2 separate regions of the Homo sapiens genome follow, and region 2 is linked to region 1. The links are chromatin contacts, found by Hi-C or POLR2A ChIA-PET in ENCODE. All regions are on one chromosome and are shown on one strand. Each heading gives the region's core, a stretch centred on a gene start or an enhancer-like site at or near the end of the contact. The rest is flanking DNA. Distances are from core to core; before and after follow the strand shown. Region 1 holds the start of CHID1 (chitinase domain containing 1). Region 2 holds the start of GATD1 (glutamine amidotransferase class 1 domain containing 1).

The links. Hi-C counts contacts between places; a loop is a spot of excess contacts on that map. ChIA-PET counts read pairs that join two places held with the same protein, here RNA polymerase II (POLR2A). Pooled maps may share reads with other maps.
Region 2: a loop to region 1 is called in a pooled map, with 12 times the contacts of the local background. The contact joins the promoter of GATD1 here to the promoter of CHID1 in region 1. A Hi-C loop is called at or near these places in 10 of 50 pooled maps. POLR2A ChIA-PET finds 5 or more read pairs at or near these places in 2 of 52 experiments (Caco-2 and HEK293T).

What each region holds. Positions count from the first base shown.
Region 1 is chr11:906,600-913,878 of GRCh38, reverse strand. CHID1 (chitinase domain containing 1) reads left to right here and starts at 3,069. Exons shown (of 13, transcript NM_023947.4): 1 at 3,069-3,104. RefSeq lists a silencer at 2,547-3,386.
Region 2 is chr11:772,622-779,821 of GRCh38, reverse strand. It overlaps GATD1 (glutamine amidotransferase class 1 domain containing 1), which reads left to right and starts at 2,335. Exons shown (of 8, transcript NM_182612.4): 1 at 2,335-2,423; 2 at 4,680-4,756; 3 at 5,709-5,814; 4 at 6,193-6,300. The coding sequence starts at 2,360. LOC124900301 reads right to left here and starts at 2,244. Exons shown (of 2, transcript XM_047427954.1): 1 at 2,127-2,244; 2 at 1-1,705. It overlaps GATD1-DT (GATD1 divergent transcript), which reads right to left and starts at 2,244. Exons shown (of 2, transcript NR_126343.1): 1 at 2,127-2,244. RefSeq lists silencers at 1,835-1,934, 1,985-2,694, 2,705-2,914.

The sequences.
Region 1 (7,279 bases), core at 1,820-4,319:
TGCCCAGACTGGTTTCAAACTCCTGGGCTCAAGCGATCCTCCTGCCTTGGCCTCCCAAAGTGCTGGCATTACAGGCATGTGCCACTGTGCCTGGCCTTTTTTTTTTTTAACAGAGTCTCACTCTGTTGCCCAGGCTGGAGTGCAGTGGCTCAATCTCAGCTCACTGCAATCTCCACCTCCCCAGTTCAAGCGATTCTCATGCCTCAGCATCCCAAGTAGCTGGGACTATAGGTGCATATCACCAAGCCCGGCTACTTTTTTGTATTTTAATAGAGATGGGGTTTCACCATGTTGCTCAGACTGGTCTCGAACTCCTGAGCTCAGGCAATCCGTCCACCTCGGCCTCCCAAAGTGCTGGGATTACAGGTGTGAGCCACTGCGCCTGGCCTGCAGTCACTTTAAAGGGGCTTCTGCATAATATTTGGTCCCATCTATAAACTCAATTAAGCAATTTTCAACATTTCAAACAATTTATAAATGAAGCCTCTTTTCACTCCTTTTTGCGTGCTTTAGGTTGTCTGAATTGATAACAGAATCTCGGGTGCTTCAGTAACTCATGCATTGGCCTGGTGAGGTGGCTTATGTCTATAATCCCAGCATTTGGGGAGGCTGACGCAGGAGGTTTGCTTAAGCCCAGGAAGTGGAGGCTGCAGTGAACCATAATCCACTGCACTCCAGCCTGGGTGACAGAGTGAAACCTTATTTCATTGTGATACTTTTTTTTTTGCGGGGGGGGGCAATTTTCCTGCCTTGGCCTCCCAAAGCATTGGGATTACAGGGGTCAGCCACTGCACCTGGCTAAAAACTCATACAACTTAACAGATTCAAATTTTAAATGTGGTGAACTGCAAGTTATCTTAGATGTTCCAAAAACATAAAATACGAAATGTGTTCAAGTTTCACTTAATACAGGAATGCTAACACTTCGGTTCTGATTCTCCTAAATCTTGGTATGTATCATTCAGCATCTTCCTAAGGCTAAAAGGTGGGTGCCCACCTAAAGAAGTCAGTTTTCTTTTTCTTTTTCTTTTTTTTTTTTTTGAGGCAGAGTCTCACTCTGTCGCCCAGGCTGGAGTGCAATGGCTTGGCTCACTGCAAGCTCCGCCTCCTGGGTTCACGCCATTCTCCTGTCTCAGCCTCCCAAGTAGCTGGGACTACGGGCGCCCGCCACTACGCCCGGCTAATTTTTCGTATTTTTAGTAGAGACGGGGTTTCACCGTGTTAATCAGGATGGTCTCGATCTCCTGACCTTGTGATCCGCCCGCCTCAGCCTCCCAAAGTGCTGGGATTACAAGCGTGAGCCACCGCGCCCAGCCAAGAAGTCAGTTTTCAATGCAGGTACACGGGGCCCATTGGCACAAACTATGCAGATTGGGAAGCGGACCGCTTTGTGCTGGCAACTGACAAGACTCCCCCAGGAACCCGGCCGTTGGGAGCTCTGCAGAGGGGCCTGGCTCTGGGCTTCCTATCCTCCCATCTGCGGGCCCCATCTGCTCTTGAGGTCTGTAGTTCTGGCCCAGAGTGAACCCTAAGTAGATTCTGCAATTCTTTTTTTTGTTTTTTTGAGACCGAGTCTTACTTTATCACCCAGGCTGGAGTGCAGTGTGATCTCTGCTCACTGCAACTTCAGCCTCCCAGGTTCAAGTAATTCTCCTGCCCCAGCCTCCCCAGGAGCTGGGATTACAGGCATGCGCCACCACGCCTAATTTCTGTATTTTTAGTAGAGACAGGGTTCCACCATGTTGGCCAGGCTGGTGTCGAACGCCTGACCTCAAGTGATCTACCCGCCTTGGCCTCCCAAAGTGCTAGGATTAAAGGCGGCGGCTGCCCGATCGATTCTGCAATTCTTTAGCGCCAAAGACCTCTGACCTCAATGAGATCCTAAAATGGCTAAGTGCCTTTCCTAAGAGAAGTTGGATGTTGCCATGGCCTCCTTAGCATTGGGAGGACTGCGCATATGTCCCTGAGGACACCTGCCATAGCTTACTGGGACCCTCTCCAGAGCTCTGCCGACTTGAGGTCTTCACCCCCAAAGGTCAGGCTTCAGGCCACCATCCAGGCCGTTTGCTGAGAGCGAGTGCTAAGCTGAGTAAGAGCCCACAGCTGGTGGGGGACGTGCCTCGCACCGCATGCAGCCCCCAGCCCCTTCTAGGAAAGGCGTGGGCGTCAGCTGGCAGAAAATACCGGGAAGGGAAAGAAGGAAACGTGACTAGAAAGAAAGACAAAGCTTAGTTTAAGGAGAAAGCTCCCAAGCAGCAGAAATGGAGAAGCAGCTGTGCAGGGTGTCTTGGAGCCCACGCGCGCCCCGGGAACGGCTGAGCGGGGCAGGGTGGGGCCCGGCCGTGCGGTTTTCTGTAGGAAACTGCGCTGGGAACGGCTAGGGCTGGGGGTGGGGGTCGGACAGCCTGTGCCGCGTAGAATGCGCGGTGACTCAAAAGTGCTGGCCACGCGCTCGTTCATCCAAGCGCGAGGGGCTGAGTTGGGAACTTGGTTTGCCTCCTGGGGCTCCGGCTCGTGCAATGTGCAAGGCGGGGGTGCGGACCGAGAGAGCGCGCGTTTCGGGCAGTCCCCGCTGGAGACAGCGCAGTGGGCGCCATCGGCCTGGGGATGGAGATGGTCCACTCAGGCGGGGGTCGGGGGGACGCCAGGAGTGGTGACTCCGGGTCCCCGGGGGAGCGTGCCGGGGCGGAGCCCACCGCGCGGTTCTCCCGGCACCGCCGAGCCGGGCAGAGGCCCTGGAGCCCAAGGCCCCGCGCGGCCCCACGCCAAGGGCGCCAGGCCTGCCTAAGAGCCGTGGCGCTGGGAACCCGGCTACCCCTGGGCCGGGAACCTGATAACCAGCTCCAGCGCGAGCACCAGGGGCGCTCAAGGTGAACGCGCCGGGCCCGGGGTCCGCCCCCGGCGCGGCCCCGCCCCGGCCCCGGCCCCGGCCCCGGCCCCGACTTTCGGGCAGCCCTGCCCAGTCCCCTGTCCTGGCCCAGCCCCTCTCCATCCCAGCGTGCCGTGCGCGGCGGCGGCGCGCGGGCGCCTGGGGCGGGACTTCCGGCGCGCTGGAGCGTTTTCCGGCCGTGCGTTTGTGGCCGTCCGGCCTCCCTGACATGCAGGTGAGCCCCGCGGCGGCCGGCCCCTGCTCCTCCTCCTTGCACGGCCTCAGTTTCCCTCCCGCAAAGTGGGCGCGCCGGGCAGCGAGGCTCGGCCCCGGGAGGACGGGCGTGGGGTCGCGGGCGACGCCGGGCGGGTGCGTGAGAGAGAGCAAGTGTGTGAGGGGGCGTGTGAGAGGGTGTGAGGACGAGGGTGAGAGAGGGTTGCTATGAGAGCGAGGGTGAGCGAGAGCGGGGGTGGAGGGCGAGTGTGGACGGGGGCGCGTGTCGGGGGGACCGCGAGTGGGAGGTGGAGCGCGTGCGCTGGGGCGAGCAAGCCTGAGAGCTAGGCGCGCTGGGTGGAAGGGGCCTGAGTGCGCAGACAAGGGATGTGGCCGGCGGGTGAGGAGTGTGTGAGCGCGCGGCTCGTGTGGCAGAGTGGTGGCCATCGGGTCCCCAGGACCCCCAGAGGGAGCAGAGGCAGTAGGGCTCCAGGCGGGCTGCCCTCCCAGTGAGGGGCACGCGGTCCCCGTGAAGGGTGGGCGCATCAGACGCGATCCCACCCACCCTTGGTTCAGCCCCAACCCTTGAAGCTTCCATTGCTGACTGTCCAAACTGGAGGGTGACCCGCCCGCCCGTCCGCCTCGACTTCCTGGGCTCTAGTAATCTCTTAGCCTCCTAGCTACTTGGGACTACAGGTGTGCGCCAGCGCACTCAGCTAAGAATTTTTTTTTTTTTTTGAGACAGAGTCTCACGCTGTCACCCAGGCTGGAGTGCAGTGGCGCGATCTCGGTTCACTGCAACCTCCGCTTCTGGGCTTAAGGGATTTTCCTGCCTCAGTCTCCCGAGTTGCTGGGAGTACAGGCGCACACCACTGCACCCAGCTAATTTTTGTATCTTTTTTAGAGACTGGGTTTCATCACGTTGGCCAGGCTGGTCTTGAACTCCTGATGGGGTGATCTGCCCGGCAGAAAAATATTTTTTGTAGAGACCAGGTCTGGCTGTGTTGCCAAAACCAGTCAAAAACTCCTGGCCTCCCAAAGTGCTAGGATCACAGGCCAGAGCCGCCATGCACCAGTTAGTTCTTCAAAACACAACAGAACAGGAGTTGTCAGTGCGTCCATCGCAGAATAGAGTTAGCTCTGATTGGCTGCTGTCGCTCTACACATGTACACACATGCACAACACATGTGCACACATGACATACACGTGTGCTGGGCTGTGACGTAAAGTGCATTTCTTACTGCTGGTCTCCATGAAAAGCATTGGAAAGCCCCTGCTGTGACTCCCATCATTTCCATCAACACCACCGAGGAGGTCCTGGACCTACGGACTGGGAGCGCAGGAAAGTGGGAGCAGTAGCGCTCCACCTTATCTTGTTACAGAGCGGTTTCTGGGACCCCTTTGGGTGACCAGGGTCGGGGCCTGTGCCTCTTCATAACACAACACATTCCCTTTGTGTGCGGGGCCGTTCTGCCCAAGGGAAGGTCATTGGCATTTGGGGAAGAAACGGTTTGATGCAGGAACACAGTGTGTGTGAACCTGGGAGTCTGTGTTATGTGAAGAGCATGATGGAGAGTGTCCTCACGGGCCTCAGAGCCGAGCGGCCGGTGAGCAGTGGGGAGCGGGAGAGGTACCAAAGCCCAGACAAGGGCCTGGTTGCAGTGTGAGCACCCCTCACACATCACACACACCATCTCCCTGGGGCAGTTGTCTGGAAAGTTCCATGGCAAGTCAAAGAAGCAGCCCAGCATTTGTGAGCAGCCTGTATCCAAGCACTCCATCACAGAGCGGGCAAGTTAAGCGCGAGTGGACAGAGGCAGTACCCTGGCCTTGTGTTCAGTTAGGTTCTCCTAGTGTCCCCTCTGCTGGACACATGCTGGCAGGACTGTCTTCCTCTTCCACCCTTTCCTCTTCCTTCCCTGAAGTGTGAAATCACAGGTTGGGGGGCAGGGAGGTCATAGGCAGAGGGGCCACTAGGTGGGTGGACAGTGGCCCTGTTTCAAATCTGCAGGACGGCAGGTAGGGGCAGAGACCCAGCCCTATAGTGGTTGGTCACTGGGTACCTGAGTGTGCCCTCCAGTTACTCCTGGGCCAGTCCCCTGGAGAACCACCGTTTGGTTTTTCATTCCTTTCCTTCCTCCCTGACCCAGATTTCCACCCAGAAGACAGAGAAGGAGCCAGTGGTCATGGAATGGGCTGGGGTCAAAGACTGGGTGCCTGGGAGCTGAGGCAGCCACCGTTTCAGCCTGGCCAGGCAAGTGATTCTGGGCCGTCTTCCCTGTGCCATGGCCAGAACCCTCCCCACCTTCCCTGGGGCTGTTGCTGACTCAGACCAAGCCTCAGCTGCAGCAGAAAGATAGTGGGGCTAAGGGGAGGTGGCAGCAGGCTGCTGCCCTTGGTTCTGATTCTGGGATGTATCACTGAGGAGAGGGGCTGGAGAGGTTGATCGGGGCAGAGGGTGGTGATCTGTGCCTGGGCCTTCTTATTCCCCCTGCACAGCCTCTCGGAACTGCCGTGGCTGTTCAAGCACTCACTGCCTTTGCCTGTGGCTCCATGTACTGGGTGCTGCTGTGCTTGCCCTGTGAGTTCCCTTCCTAACTCCCCATAAGCCTGCAGGTCAGGCTGTCTTGTGGCTCCCTGCCTCCTAGGTGGGGGAGCTTCACTGGTTGATCTTGCTCCAGGAGCGTGTTCTTTCTATGCAGGTGTGTTGTGGGTGTATTGGGTACCAAAGCATGCAAACTCCCTGCCTGGGGGTAGCCACAGTCTCCTCAGTCTGCACCAGGAGCACCAGTCTCACCCAGGGAAGAGACAGGGCAAAGTGGGGCAGCGTGTGCCTCTGCAGAAGAAAGCAGGTCAAGGGGACGGTTTCAGAGGAAGTGAAAACAGGTTCCTGGCCAGGGAGTCTTTTGGGTAGGAGGGTAGGCACTGTGGTAGGCCTGGCTCTGGCAGCATCTTCTGACAGGTGCACCTGCCTGGCTGGGGTTCCTGGAGCCTCTTGGGCCTGAGCTCCCATATACTCAGGAGCCTGTGACCCAAGGGGAAGGCCATGTGCCCAGCTGCTGGGTAGTGAGTTGGGCTGAGCTCCCCACCTGTCAGGTATCTGCCTCTGCCCAGGCTGTGTGGGCCTCTCAGCTGGTCTAGAGGGGTCTGTGCTGCCAGAGCTGTGAAACTAGCCAAGAGCTTCTTCCCAGCAGTGTCCCAAAGCTTCATGAAGGACTAACAGTCTGGCTGGGCTATGGTGGTGGTTCAGCTCCCACCGCCGCTGCCCCCAACCCCAGTGAAAGATAGAAAGTAGAATCACTTTTTTTTTTTTTTTAAAGACAGTCTCGCACCGTCGCCCAGGCTGGAGTGCACTGGCACTATCTCGGCTCACTGCGAACTCCACCTCCTGGATTCACACCATTCTCCTGCTTCAGCCTCTCGAATAGCTGGGACTACAGGCGCCTGCCACCATGCCTGGCTAATTTTTTGTATTTTTAGCAGAGATGGGGTTTCACCGTGTTAGCCAGGATGGTCTCGATCTCCTGACCTCGTGATCTGCCCGCTTCGGCCTCCCAAAGTGCTGGGATTACAGGCGTGAGCCACCGCGCCCGGCCGGAAAGTAGAATCACTTTTGTTGGTGGCCCCTAGAACCTGAAAGTGAACAGTGTAATAAAAGTTTAGTGCAGGAAGACCAGAAGATACAGATAAAGTAAAAGAGAAGAAACAATGACCAGTAATTCCAGATAGCCTGCTCATTTATTTTTTGTTTTGTTTCTTTGTTTTTGAGAGGGAGTTTTTGCTCCTGTTGCCTAGGCTGGAGTGCAATTGCGCGATCTCGGCTTACCGCAACCTCTGCTTCCCAGGTTCAAGTGATTCTCCTGTCTCAGCGTCCCGAGAAGCTGGGATTACAGGCATGCGCCAGCACGCCCAGCTAATTTTGTATTTTCAGTAGAGACAGGGTTTGTCCATGTTGGTCAGGCTGGTCTCGAACTCCCGACTTCAGGTGATCTGCCTGCCTTGGCCTCCCGACGTGGTGTGATTACAGGCGTGAGCCCCCGCGCCCAGGCTACTTTTTTGTTTTGTTTCTTAAGCTTCCACGTGAAGGGCATGTCGTTTGCTTTCTACCACCCCTCCCTACATGCTTTCTCTGTGGGACTGAACTGTGGAAGTTCTGTCTTGTAGCGTCTTCATTGACCGGCACACCACGAGCATGG
Region 2 (7,200 bases), core at 1,086-3,585, 130 kb after region 1:
CACCTGGGGGCACCCACACTCCAGGGCTCAGCAGTGAGGGTACAAGGGTGATCTTGCCCACAGGAGACTCGGGACGCCTAGGAACTTCGGGTGCGGTTCCTGCCTCCTGGCTGGCTGCTGCCCTTGGGCTGATGCTATGGCTTGCTGGTGGGGCCCTGGCTGGCCACCCTGACTCCGAATGCCATGAGGGACATGCACTTTCCCAGGATTGGCTGTGCCGGGAACCAGCGATGCCCACACACAGACATGACACCTTGGACTACGGTGGGGACCCAAGGGTACACTAGGGGGCACACCACCTGTGGACACAGGTGCACACACACGCATTAGACTTGCCGCCAGCGTGAGGGCCAAGCCTGGCTTCCAGCTTCCTCCTCCATACTGCTGTTCTAACTTGGGGGAGGGGAAGAGGAATGGGGAGGGGGCTGCTGCAGACTCAGCCCTGCACCTGTGGCTGGTCCAGCTCAGCTCCATCAGGGACACCTTGGGGCCAGTGCAGGTGGGGCTGGGCAAGCAGGTAGACCTGCTCCAACCTGCCCCTCCTGCTCCCGGGTTTGAGGCCCACAGTGTGTGTCTGTGGGGGACAAGATCCTGTGCAGATCCAGAAAGCTCTCCAAGCGGCTAGGCCCAGCCTGTGGTGTGACCGCAGGCCTGCGAGGCTTCAGACACCTCCATCCACTAACACCCCCACCCACCTAACACTGGACACTCACTCAGCTCCGTCCTCTGCTCCCTAACCCAACTCTCGGCCTTGCCTGTACCAGGAGCTCCCAGCTCCCACTTCCCCTGTGGTGGGAGGGCTCTGTGTCAGGTGAGGCAGGGTGCACTGCTTGTCTGACGGGGGTCAGGGACCCTTCTCCAGGCTGGGCCAGGGGGAGCCAGAGGCCAGTGGCTTTTTTTTTTTTTTGAGAAGGAGTCTCAATCTGTCGCCCAGGCTGGAGTGCAGTGGCGCAATCTTGGTTCATTGCAACCTCTGCCCCCGCTGGGTTCACGTGATTCTCCCGCCTCAGCCTCCCAAGTAGCTTGGATGACAGGTGCTGCCACTGCTAATTTTTGTATTTTTCTTAGTAGAGACGGGGTTTCACCATCTTGGCCAGGCTGGTCTTGAACTCCTGACCTCGTGATCCACCCGCCTGGGCCTCCCAAAGTGTTGGGATAACAAGCGTGAGCCACCGCGCCCGGCGGAGGCCAGTGGTTTTCAGGGGGTGTGACCCACAGAATTCCTCACCTTGGCTGTTCCCAACCATGACGGTTCCCCTGGTTGGAGCAGAGGCTTGGTGGGACCTTCATACTGGCAGCAGGGGGCCAGGGACCTGGGCGGCCCGCTCGCCTGCTGGCTCTGTCTCAAGCGCCCTTTTGGCCTCAAAGGGTGCCTGCCTGTCTGCCAACCACTCCACGTGGTCTCACCCCCTCCAACTACAGTCTAAGGAAAAACTGCTTCAGGCCAGGCGCGGTGGCTCACGCCTGTAGTCCTCGCACTTTGGGAGGCCAAGGCAGGCAGATCGCTTTAGATCAGGAGTTCGAGACCAGCTTGGACAACACAGTGAGACCCCCTCTCTACCCAAAACACAAAAAAATTAGCTGGGCGTGGTGGAGTGTGCACCTGGGGTCCCGGTTGCTCAACAGGCTGAGGTGGGAGGATCGCTTGAACACGGTAGGCAGACGCTGTAGTGAGCCGAGATCACGCCACTGCACTCCAGAGGCCCTGTCTCAAAAAAAAAAAAAAAAAAAGAAAAACTGCTTCAATTCTCCTCACCAAAGCCAGCACGCCCGAGGTGTCCCCATCTCAGGAAGTGACACTCCGTCCTCCCAGGAGCTCAGCCCGACGCCCCACAACCCTGCAGGCCTCCCCGCGACGCCCCCGTCCTGGGCCGGCGGAGCCCACCCCGCCTCCTGGACCCCGCCGTCCCCCTCCTAGTCTCCGGGGACACCCGGAGCTTCTGACCCCGCAGCCCCCCGGTCTCCCCTGCTCCTCGGGTGTGGCCACCGGAACACCACGGGCACCTTCGCGCCCCGACACCGCCGCCTGGCTCTGCTGATGCCCGCGCCCCCACCCCAGGCCAAGAGCCCTACCCCGCGCGCGCTCAGACTGCGCATGCGGCCGGGGAGGACCCTCGCGACCCTACCTATTGGCCCCTGCCAGGCTCGGATGCCGAACCCGCCGGGGCCAAAGCAGGCGCGACCTGCGACCGCCCGGGCGCGCGGAGCGGCGGGCAGCCCAGCCGACCCGGACCGGGTACGAACGCGCAGGCGCCCAGTCCCACCCGGCTCCGCCCCCGGCCGCCAGGGCACGTGACCCGCGAACTCCCGGGCGCGCCCAGACGCCGCGCACGCGCAGACCCAGCGCCGAGCCCGAGCCATGGCGTCCGAGCGGCTCCCTAACAGGCCCGCCTGTCTGCTCGTGGCCAGCGGCGCCGCCGAAGGTGAGGCCCGGCGGCCGGGGCCAGTGTCCGAAGAGCGTCCGCGAGGGGGCTGCCCGGGGCGGGAGGTTCGGGACACGGTGGGCGCGCGTCACGTGGCGCCGGAGGCCGAGGCCGCTGGGGGCGCCGGGCAGGGGCCGGGGGAGGGCGGAGCGGGGTCGGTGTCGGGATGGAGCTCGGGGCGGGGACGGGGGCGGGGGTGGGGTCGCGGGTTGGTGGGATGGAGCTCGGGGCGGGGTCGGGGGGTCGTGATGGATCCCGGCGCCGCGTCGCTCCTCCGAGTCTCGTCTGCCCGGCGAGGCGGCCCGGGCCCGACGTTTCTAGCGGAGGGAGCCGCGTGCCTGGGCCTGGTCTCTGAGGCCGCTGCGCTGCGAGAGGGGAGCCCGGGTGTGGGGAGGGGCCATTCCGGGAGTTGACCCAGCTCTGAGGTCGGGCGGCCGCGGGGACCCTGACCTTCTGAGCCACCGGCTTCTGAGGAGACCCGGAGCCCCCTCCTGGAGAAGGCGCCCCGCGGCCCCCGTCCTGGGGCAAGGGTACCAGGGCAGTACTGGCCTGGGGCTCACGCGGGTCGGAGCGCAGCGGGGTGCGTCCCCTGGCGCTGAGCCTGCAGGGTCTCAGGGCAGCAGGGGAGGGATGAGCAGCGGAGCACGAGGGTGCCTGGCCTTGTTCTGAGCCTTTTGGAGAGGGAAGTGAGCAGCCCAAGGTCACCGCACCACGGAGAGGTGGGGGCCGGGGTTGCGACCCAGGGGTCTGCCTCTTGAAGTCTGTAGCTCCTCAAGTGTGGACGGGGAGATGGGGCTGTGGGGTTGTGGCGTCACGATGTGCTGAGCTCCAGGGGTCCTGAGTGATGCCCCCAGACTGCGGGTGGGAGGAGCCTCGAGTGGGGTTCAGTCCTGGGGGGGTGGGTTGGGGCTTGTTTCCAGAGCAGGTAGGCGTGAGGAGGTCCGGCATGTTGAGGACGTGGGGTCTTAGCGCCAGCAGGCTGGGGGCAGCACTTCAGGAGGCCGGAAGGGCGGGCAGCTGGGGGAACAGAGCCTGCGGCAGTCTACTGGGCACTTTGTTTTTCCTCGATAAGTGGACATTTTACAGTGAATATGTATTAACTTATATAAGAATGAAGAGTCTGGGCGCAGTGGCTCACGCCTGTAATCCCAGCACTTTGGGAGGCTGAGGCGGGCGGATCACGAGGTCAAGAGATCGAGACCATTCTGGCTAAAACAGTGAAACTCCGTCTCTACTAAAAGTACAAAAATTAGCTGGGCGTGGTGGCACCCTCCTGTAGTCCCAGCTACTCGGGAGGCTGAGGCAGGAGAATTGCTTGAGCCTGGAAGGTGGAGGTTGCAGTGAGCCGAGATCGCACCACTGCACTCCAGCCTGGCGACAGACCGAGACTCCGTCTCAAAAAAAAAAAAAAAAAAAAAAAAAGAATGAAGATAAAAATGAAGCTGAGGGATTGGGCCCCAGAGTTAAAATAAATGTAGAGAGATACAGCTCACGCTACTTTGGAATAAACTTGTAAGTGCTCTCCGGCAGGCAGGGTGGGCGGGGCTGTGTCCTTCCCCTGGTAGGACAGAGGCCCCCAGAGCCTTCTGGATTGGGTGTGGTGTGTTGAGTTTCTTTTTTAAAAGTTTTTTGAGGGGCCGAAGGATGCTAGGAAGAGCTGGCGGGGGAGGGGTATAATCCCAGAACCCTTGTGAGGAAAGGGTCCCTCTGAGCGGCTTCCCTGGAAGGGGTGAGGGGGGGCCAGGACACTTCTGCGTTCTCCATGGTGCCTGAGGGCCTGAGTCCCTGGTGGTTCAGTGAGAGGATGAGCTGAACTCTGTGACCCTCACACCCGGGTTTGCCTTTCAGAAAGGTCTCTCGTGGCTCTGTTAGCACTAGGATGAGGCTGGGGTGTGGGAGTGGCATGGACAGTTGAGGTGGGCTGCATCCTCTCCCAGCTTCTGGCTGAGGCTGGAGGTGACAGTGCCAGGCTGGGGAAAGAGCCCGCCATGGGGGATGCAGGCCCGGGGATGGCCTACCGTTCTGGCAGACCTGGCTGTGCCCCTCTGACTCATGCCTTCCCAGCTTCCTTCTCCTGGACGTGAATGGGTGGCTGGCCCTGCCCCAGGGCTTCAAGTAGTCGTTCTTGGGTGTAGGGGAGAGGGCTGCTCCTCAGCGTGTTCTGGGGTCAGTCGAGGCCATGGGGGTGTCTGGGTAGCCCCCTGAGGCGGGGCACGCTAGTCCTGTCGAGCCCACACTCACTGGGACCTTCTGCAGGTGTGTCGGCCCAGTCCTTCCTCCACTGTTTCACGATGGCCAGCACCGCCTTCAACCTGCAGGTGGCCACCCCTGGGGTAAGTCCAGCCTCTCCTTCCCCACTGGACACTTGGGGTCTGTCTCCACCTCTCCGGGGGCAAGGTCAGGAGACTGCCGCCGCGGCCTGGGAGGAGTGGGGAGCCCCTGCAGTTGGTGGAGGGGTGAAGAGTCTGTAACCAAACCCTGGTGGCGTCCCCCTGTCCCAGTCCCCATTTCCTGGGCTCTGATCCCCCATCTGTGATGAGGGAGACCTTTTCTTTTCCTTTTTTTTTTGAGATGGAGTTTCGCTCTTGTTGCCCAGGCTGGAGTGCGGTGGTGCGATCTCGGCTCACCACAACCTCCGCCTCCCGGGTTCAAGCAGTCCTCCTGCCTCAGCCTCCCGAGTAGCTGGGATTACAGGCATGCGCCACCACGCCCAGCTCATTTTGTATTTTTAGTAGAGATGGGTTTTCACCGTGTTGGCCAGGATGGTCTCGAACTCCCAACCTCAGGTGACCCACCCGCCTCGGCCTCCCAAAGTGCTGGGATTATAGGCGTGAGCCTCTGCACCCAGCCCAAGGGAGACCTTTTTGCTGTGGGTCTGTGCTTCTGCACGTGTGTGAGGAGGAGACCAAGGCGCAGCCCTGGTGTGAGGGGCACATGTTTCCACTGGGAGGAATTCTCCACCCTCTGATCGTGGGGGACCCAGGGATATCAGATGTACATAAGTCATAGTAAGGATGCATTATGTATTTGTCACTGCGGGTTTTTGTTTATTTATTATGTATAAAAATTTTTGGTTGGTGGGTTGGCTAGGAAATAAACCACTGAGGCTGCTGCTGGGACAGGCTCCCCGACCCTGGGAGATCCCGTGAAGGAGGCTGGGTGGTCGGGGGCCTTTGTGCCTCAGGGGGATGCTGTTGGGTCCCTTGTCAGCTTTTTCAGGCTCCCTCTGAGCCGACAGGGATATCCCTGGTGCTGACCCTCGGCCCCTGGGCTCTGCTTCTCCAGGGGAAAGCCATGGAATTTGTGGATGTGACTGAGAGCAATGCACGCTGGGTGCAAGACTTCCGCCTCAAGGCTTACGCCAGCCCCGCCAAGCTCGAGTCCATCGATGGTAGGCCCGGGACCCACTCCTTGGGGGTGGGGTGCCTGGGACCTTGGAGGGTCAAGGGTTCCAGATAGGTTTGGGGTCTTAGTGAGCTCCCTAGCTCAGCCCCTGAAGCCCTGTGACCATTTGGGGCAGCCTCCAGCCCCACATCCTGGGCCCCAGAGTTTCTGAGCCCCTCTGGGGAGGAGAGTTGGTGAGTGTGTGGAGACAGGAAAGTCAGGGGGGCCCTTGGGAGCTGTAGCCCATGGAGGAAAAGGGACAGATGACATCACCAGGCTGGCTGGTCCCTGTGGAGGGTCTGTCCTGGCCACGCACTCGGGCCTGGTCCTGCAGGTAGTCTCACTTTGACATGTGGCTGCTACCTGGTTTGTGGTCTCCCCCCAGGTGCCCGGTACCATGCCCTCCTGATCCCCAGCTGTCCTGGGGCCCTGACCGACCTGGCCAGCAGTGGCTCCCTGGCCCGTATCCTGCAGCACTTCCACTCTGAGAGCAGTAGGTGACCCCTGGGACCCAGGGGAGGGGTTGGATGTGCAGTGTCACAAGAAATGGGTCTCCCACCAGCAGAAGAGAGGTGGGAAGACTCCAGGTAGGCGTTTCTGGATCTCTGGTCAGTGGCCACTGCAGTGGTTGTGGGCAGGAGGCAGGGACTGCCCCTTCCCCCGACACACACAGACTTTGTCGTCTCCTGGTGACCATCTTGCAGGCCTCTGGGTGGGCTCCCGAGGGTGGGTGGCCATGCCCTCCTGAGCAAGGCAGGACACCGGCCTGATTCCTTCTGGGAAAGCCTGGCATCCAGGGCTGGGCTTGGGGCTCAAGGCCAGCAGGGGTGCAGGGAGGAAGGCTGTTTGAGGAGACCTGGCAGCTGCCCCGGCTCCGGGTTGGGCTGTGATGAGTGTGTCCACTGGCCGGGGTGGACAAGCCAGCGCTCTACACAGCACCCTTTGTGTGTTGGAGTGGGGCCGCCGTCCCCAGCATGGCCTGGACAGGCAGCAATTGTTTGTGGCCACCTCAGCCGTGGGAACACACTCAGCCTTTCGGATGGAGCCAGGATGTCCCCACTGCAAGGCACAGGCATTGCCTCAGGCTACCTCCCACCTGCCCAGGGGCGTCCTGTCTAGCCGGGGAGGGGCCTTTCCCACAGTGCCTGCCAGGCTATGCAGTGGGGCTGCCGGGCAGCGTCCTAGGGTTTGGTAAACAGACCTGGAACCTCAGGACCTCCTCTCTGCGTGTGTCTCGGCTGCCAAAACCTGAGATTTGGGCTCTAAACCAGAGCCTAGTCCTGAAGCACCAGCTCCCCCGAGCAGATTCCTGATGCCAGCTGTGCGGGCTGAGCCAGGACACCCGGGTGCTGAGTCCAGTTTCCAGGGAAACCTGGGAGGAGGGGCCAGGCAG